Regions from separate parts of the Homo sapiens genome. Here region 2 is linked to region 1. A link is an interaction called in ENCODE POLR2A ChIA-PET data of the cell type or tissue named here. Cell type or tissue: K562. All regions are shown on one strand. Each heading gives the region's core, and the rest is flanking DNA. Links, peaks and the distances in the headings are about the cores only.

Region 1 (2,911 bases), core at 116-2,615:
CAGCTAATTTTTGTAGTTTTAGTAGAGATGGGGTTTCGCCATGTTAGCCAGGCTGGTCTTGAACTCCTGACCTCAGGTGATCTGCCTGCCTTGGCCTCTCAAAGTGCTAGGATTACAGATGTGAGCCACCGCGTCTGCCTTTTTTTTTTTTTTTTTTTTTTGAGACAGAGTCTTGCTCTGTCCTTTCTCATTAATTCTAAATTGCCAGTAATCATAGTTTAGAATGATCTTGATCGACCCAGAATATGAGGAGAAAGCTTTCTTACAACTCAGCCAGAAGCCTTATCATGAAGTGAATTGGAGCAGGGACTTTGGACCAAGGGAATGTTGAATGCCCTTCCAGCTTCTCACCTACAAGTCTTTTCTGTGCTTCTGGGACAGTCCATTCAGAGCTTAAGCTGTCCAGGGTAATGAAAGTGTTAGTAGGGGAGAAGAGAAAGCTGCTATGATAATGTAACTATGCCAAGTTGTCGTTGTCATAGGGTGCTGGGGAAGGGGATAGGGAGGGGGACACTTGCCAAACTGGGGGCTGTGACTGCTTGGACAGAGGAGCACCTTTTTCTAATCTGCACAGAGGTGCAGATAAGCACTGCAGGCTAGCAGAGGCCCTAGCTGAGTCAAGTTCTTTCAGTTTGAAGTTGACTGTTCTAGGTTCAAGGGTGAATGACTTTCTATTATCTCTTAATGAGAAAAAACTTCCTTCTCCCAACAAGAATTTCCAGTTGTGGTTATTAGCCTAGGTGTAACCGAAATTGAAAAGTAATTATATTTCTCTTAGCAGCTAAGATTGCCCCCAGCAACCTGCCCATTTCCTGCTTTCACTCTTAGGAGGACAGTCTTTTGCCTTGTATTCTTTTTTCCCCTTCTCTACATTGACTTTAGGGTCCAGTTTTAAGTCCCAGACCTGTTTAGTAACTAGCTTTAATCCCAGGGCACCAAGTCTCTGGCCTCTCCATGCTTCCCCCTTCCCTTCCTGGGTCTTAGCCAGGGCAGGGAGCACTACCTACCTGAGTACGCAGAGCAGTGGTGAGAGGTGGCCCAGGGAGCCATCTCAGGGAACCCATTAAGATAAAGGGGAAGAATAAACAGAAGCAGATGTTCCTTCAGCCCCAGTCCCCAGCCCACTGAAAAACAGGAAGCTGGGATGGCAGCTGATAAGGGCTGTCTCCAGGGCTGGGCCGGGACTCCTTGGAGCCAGGGGCTGGGTTGGGTTTCTCAGTCCTCATCTCTCCAGGACAGTCTCCTTTTTCTTGTCCTTCATTAGTAGGGGAAAGCATAAACACAGTCCCCCATTACCACAAATTATGCAGTTGAGGTCCCACGTTTGGGGAAATTGTGAGGGTCAGCCCATCCAGAGTGCAATGGATGAGGCTTGCCCTGGGAAAATCATTTCTGTGATCCTGTTATCTCCCCCACAAGGTAAGTATCTCCAGGCCAATCTTATTTTCCTTCCATGGGGACAGGTCAGAGGCACTTTCCCTCCATATGAATACAAATCAAATGTATTCACATTCTATCATCAATGCCTGTGGTCACTCAAAATTCAAAAGAAGGGGCCGGGGCATGGTGTCAGCCTGTAATGTCAGCACTTTGGGAGGCCAAGGTGAGCGGATCACTTGAGGTCAGGAGTTCGAGATCAGCCTGGCCAACATGGTGAAACCCCTTCTCTACCAAAAATATAAAAAATTAGCCCGGTGTGGTGGCAGGCACCTGTAATCCCAGCTACTTGAGAGGCTGAGGCAGGAGAATCGCTTGAACCCAGGAGGTGGAGATTGCAGTGAAGTCGAGATCACGCCACTGCACTCCAGCCCAGCCTGGGCGACACTCTCTCAAAAAAAAAAAAAAAAAATTCAAAAGATGTGAACTTCCAAAATGGAGACTGCACACATGCACACATCTACATACATGCACACACACATGCATGCACACCATACACGTACATACATGTGCACCCACAGGCGCACACATACCATACACATGTGCACACATGCCACATGCATGTACACACGAACCATGTACATGCACACATACCAAACACACACGTGCACATACAAGCCCTCATCTAGGCTGAGATTTAAAAGCCCTGCAGTTGGCTGAGCGCGGTGGCTCACGCCTGTAATCCCAGCACTTTGGGAGGCCAAGGTGGGCGGATCTCCTGAGATCGGGAGTTTGAGATCAGACTGACCAACACGGTGAGGGTCAGCCCATCCAGAGCGCAATGGTTATTAGCCTAGGTGTAACCGAAACCCTGTCTCTACTAGTAGACAGGTTTAGTAGAAACCCTGTCTCTACTAAAAATACAAAATTAGCTGGGCATGGTGGCGGGTGCCTGTAATCCCAGCCACTTGGGAGGCTGAGGCAGGAGCATTGCTTGAACCCGGGAGGTGGAGGCTGCAGTGAGCCGAGATCACACCATTGCACTCCAGCCTGGGCAACAAGAGGGAAACTCTGTCTCTAAATAAATAAATTAATTAAATAAATAAAAATAAAAGCCCTGCGCTGACTCCATTCCTCAGTAGTGATGATTCCCCAAAACACTACAGTTCACCCTCCATAAAAGGGGTTGTCCAAGCTTGGAGCTCTCTGGGTCTGGGGTTTCCCCTCAGTAAAGTGAGGAATGTGGACAAGGAAACTTCTAGGACCTCTTCCTGTGCTCCCACATCCTCTGGCCCTAAGGGCTGTTTTCAGCTCCCCACCCCCATATCCCAAAGGATCAAAGGAATGGAAACTTAAGGAATTGGACCTTAAGGCTGTGGTGTCTGGGCTGGAGTGGACGGTGCTTTGCCACACACCTCTGGCATATCATCCTACAGCAGTGTTTCTCTTTTAAAAGAAAAAATTATTGCGGTGGCTCAGGCCTGTCATCCCAGCATTTTAGTACAGCGAGGCAGGTGGATCACCTGAGGTCAGG
Region 2 (2,911 bases), core at 326-2,825, 53 kb after region 1:
CCCTTGGATTCCACATCACTGTGCCCTCTTCAGCATATAGAGGAAAAATAGACTGTGAAGTCACCCAGACCTGAGGTCAAATCTCACCCGCTCCGCTTTCTAGCTGAATAACCTTAGGCAAATGAAGTCTTGTTTTCCACATTAGAGAAACCAGGGATCATAATACCACTTGCATGAAGATTGTTGTAAGGATTAAATGAGGCAATATATACTAAGCAGCTTGGAGAGTTCCTGGCACAGAATACTAGCTCTATTTTCCATTCTCTATTATATTGTCCCTGGTCCCATTGCCAACACAGCTTTTTCTGCATTGTCATCTGGTTTTACCATTTCCTTTGGACAATGGTTTTTTTTTTGTTGTTTGTTTGTTTTTTCCCCCTTTTTGTGACAGACTTACCCTTCTCCATGCATCTGCCCCTGGGTCTGACTCTCCAGCCCCACCTGCCTCCACTTCTCCCATACTTTGATACTTCCCTTTGGCCTCATTCAGCAAATTGGTCTAATTTTTTTCTTTTTGAGACAGAGTCTTGCTCTGTCACCCAGGCTGGAGTGCAGTGGCGTGACCTCGGCTCACTGCAACTTCCATGTCCCAAGTTGAAGTGATTCTCCTGCCTCAGCCTCCCTAGTAGCTGGGATTACAGGCGTTTACCACCACACTTGGCTAATTTTTGTATTTTTAGTAGAGACGGGGTTTCACCATGTTGGCCAAACTGGTCTTGAACTCCTGACCTCAGGTGATCCACCTGCCTTGCCCTCCCAAAGTGCTGGGATTACAGGTGTGAGTCACTGTGCCCGGCCTTGTCTAATTTCAAATAGAGAACTTTTCTAGTCTGCCTAATCCTGCTACAAATAAATGGGTCAAATCAATACTCAGTCACATGTCCATCTTTTTTGGTACAGAGTATTTTCTAGCTCAAAGACGTCCAATGATAAGAGAGATGAAAACAAAATAGAAATGGAGCAATTTTGCTTTGTCATCTGTCAGTATCACACCATCTGCCCCAAGCATCATGCCTACACCTCTCTTGTTCTTTCTTCTCTTTCTAAATATAGATTAAAGAGTCCTTTTAGTTGTCCTTAACTTATTTTGGCAAGGCCCAGCTCATCCTAGGCTTTCATCTTCCTGACACCTTTTCTACAAGTCTGTGCTGCCATTCTGCATTTGTTCTTGATAGAATGTCCCTTTCTCTAAGTCCTCTGAAACTCTTGGCTCTTCAGAGCTCCCTGTGTACCTCATGCTTAACCCTTTGCTGTTTTACTAATCACTTTCTTTTTTTTTTTTTTTTTTTTTTTTTTGAGACGCAGTCTTGCTCTGCCGCCCAGGCTGGACTGCAGCCGTGCGATCTTGGCTCACTGCAAGCTGCGCCTCCCGGGTTCACGCCATTCTCCTGCCTCAGTCTCCCGAGTAGCTGAGACTACAGGTGTCCGCCACCGAGTCTGGCTAACTTTTTTTTTTTTTTTGTATTTTTAGTAGAGACGGGGTTTCACCGTGTTAGCCAGGATGGTCTCCATCTCCCGACCTCGTGATCCGCCCTCCTCGGCCTCCCAAAAGTGCTGCGTGCGGTGGCTCACGCCTGTAATCTCCATCTCAAAAAAAAAAAAAAAGCAAGAATGATTTTTGCCTTTTGTTTTCTTTTTCCTTTCTTCCTTCCTTCCTTCCCCTCCCCTCCCTCTGTCCCTTCCCCTTTCTTTCTTTCCTTCCTTCCTTTTTATCTTTCTTTCTCTTTTGCTTTCTTGCTCTTTTCTTTCTTTCTTTCGCTTCCTCGCTTTTTCTTTCTTTCTTTCGCTTTCTTGCTTCTTTCTTCCCTTCCCTTCCCCTCCCCTCCCCTCCCTTCCCTTCCCTTCCCTTTCTTTCCTTTCTCCTTTTCTTTCGTGTGTGTGTGTGTGTGTGTGTGTGTGTGTGTGTGTGTGTGTGTTTGAGACAGAGTCTCACTCTGTCGCCCAGGCTGGAGTGCAGTGGTGCAAACTCGGCTCACTGCAACCTCCACCTCCCCCACCCCGCCCGGTTAATTTTTGTATTTTTAGTAGAGATGAGGTTTCACCGTGTTGGCCAGGCTGGTCTTGGATTCCTGAATTCAAGTGATCTGCCATGCCTTTCATTTTCTCCATGACATCCTGTCTTGGAGACATCAGTGTCTTACCTGAAACAGACTTCCATAAAATCCTATGAATCCAGCTTATCTTTGTTACTACATGATAAAGTTGTCCTTTTCAATACACGCGTTAAAATATCTTTAAACCTATTCTTCCTCAAACATATGGCAATATAAACTTCTTTCTCATAACTACTCCTGAATAATAGGGCTGACTATATATTAATGATGATTTTTAAGTACTTAAGCAAAAGATAGTTGGGAATTCTGAACTCTATCTCCTACATTATGAAGAAATATATTAATATTTAGTGGTATTTTGCAGCTTTTGTGCAAATTAGAAAATAAAGTTAAAACTTTGAATTCCTTTTGGTTTAATTTCTTAATTAGAACCTATAAAGGAATAAATCTGTGAGGCAATAAAATGAAGAGATAGGACTCACAATTTAATTAAATCTATAGATTTATTAGGCCATAAATTAGTTATCCATGGGTAAAAAGCTTTGTAAGACACATATGAGGATTTTAAAGACAATGCGCAATATCTGAAGTTATTACATATATATTTAGTGTTGCAATTTTCAAGTCACAAAAGAATTACTTGGCTGGGCACAGTGGCTTATGGGTGTAATCCCAGCAATTTTTGAGGCTGAGGCAGGAGGATCGCTTGAGGCTGGTAGTTTAAGACCAGCCTGGGCAACACAGGGAGACCCTCGTCTCTACAAAAAAATATAAAATAAAAAAAAAATAGCTGAGCATGGTGGTGCGAGCCTGTAGTTCCAGCTACTCTGGAGGCTGAGGTGGGGGGATTGCACCAC

The links. ChIA-PET counts read pairs that join two places held together with the same protein. Peaks named below come from ENCODE experiments on the same cell type or tissue, not always from the same donor. Only the 100,000 strongest peaks of a DNase experiment are listed, where the experiment ranks them.
Region 2: POLR2A ChIA-PET joins it to region 1 with 6 read pairs; 18 of 35 experiments call an interaction of 5 or more read pairs at or near these places.

The regions. Positions count from the first base shown.
Region 1 is chr7:140,240,386-140,243,296 of GRCh38, reverse strand. The region is part of intron 1 of LOC107986854 (a long non-coding RNA gene); the gene reads right to left. It also overlaps the pseudogene RNU1-58P. Among named protein-coding and RNA genes, the nearest start is that of KDM7A-DT, 65 kb to the right of the region's middle. In K562, for the core only: no CTCF peak of the experiment used is centred there; DNase peaks (open chromatin) are centred at 556 and 1,136; H3K4me3 peaks cover 569 bases.
Region 2 is chr7:140,187,485-140,190,395 of GRCh38, reverse strand. No RefSeq gene overlaps it. Among named protein-coding and RNA genes, the nearest start is that of KDM7A-DT, 12 kb to the right of the region's middle. In K562, for the core only: no CTCF peak of the experiment used is centred there; no DNase peak of the experiment used is centred there.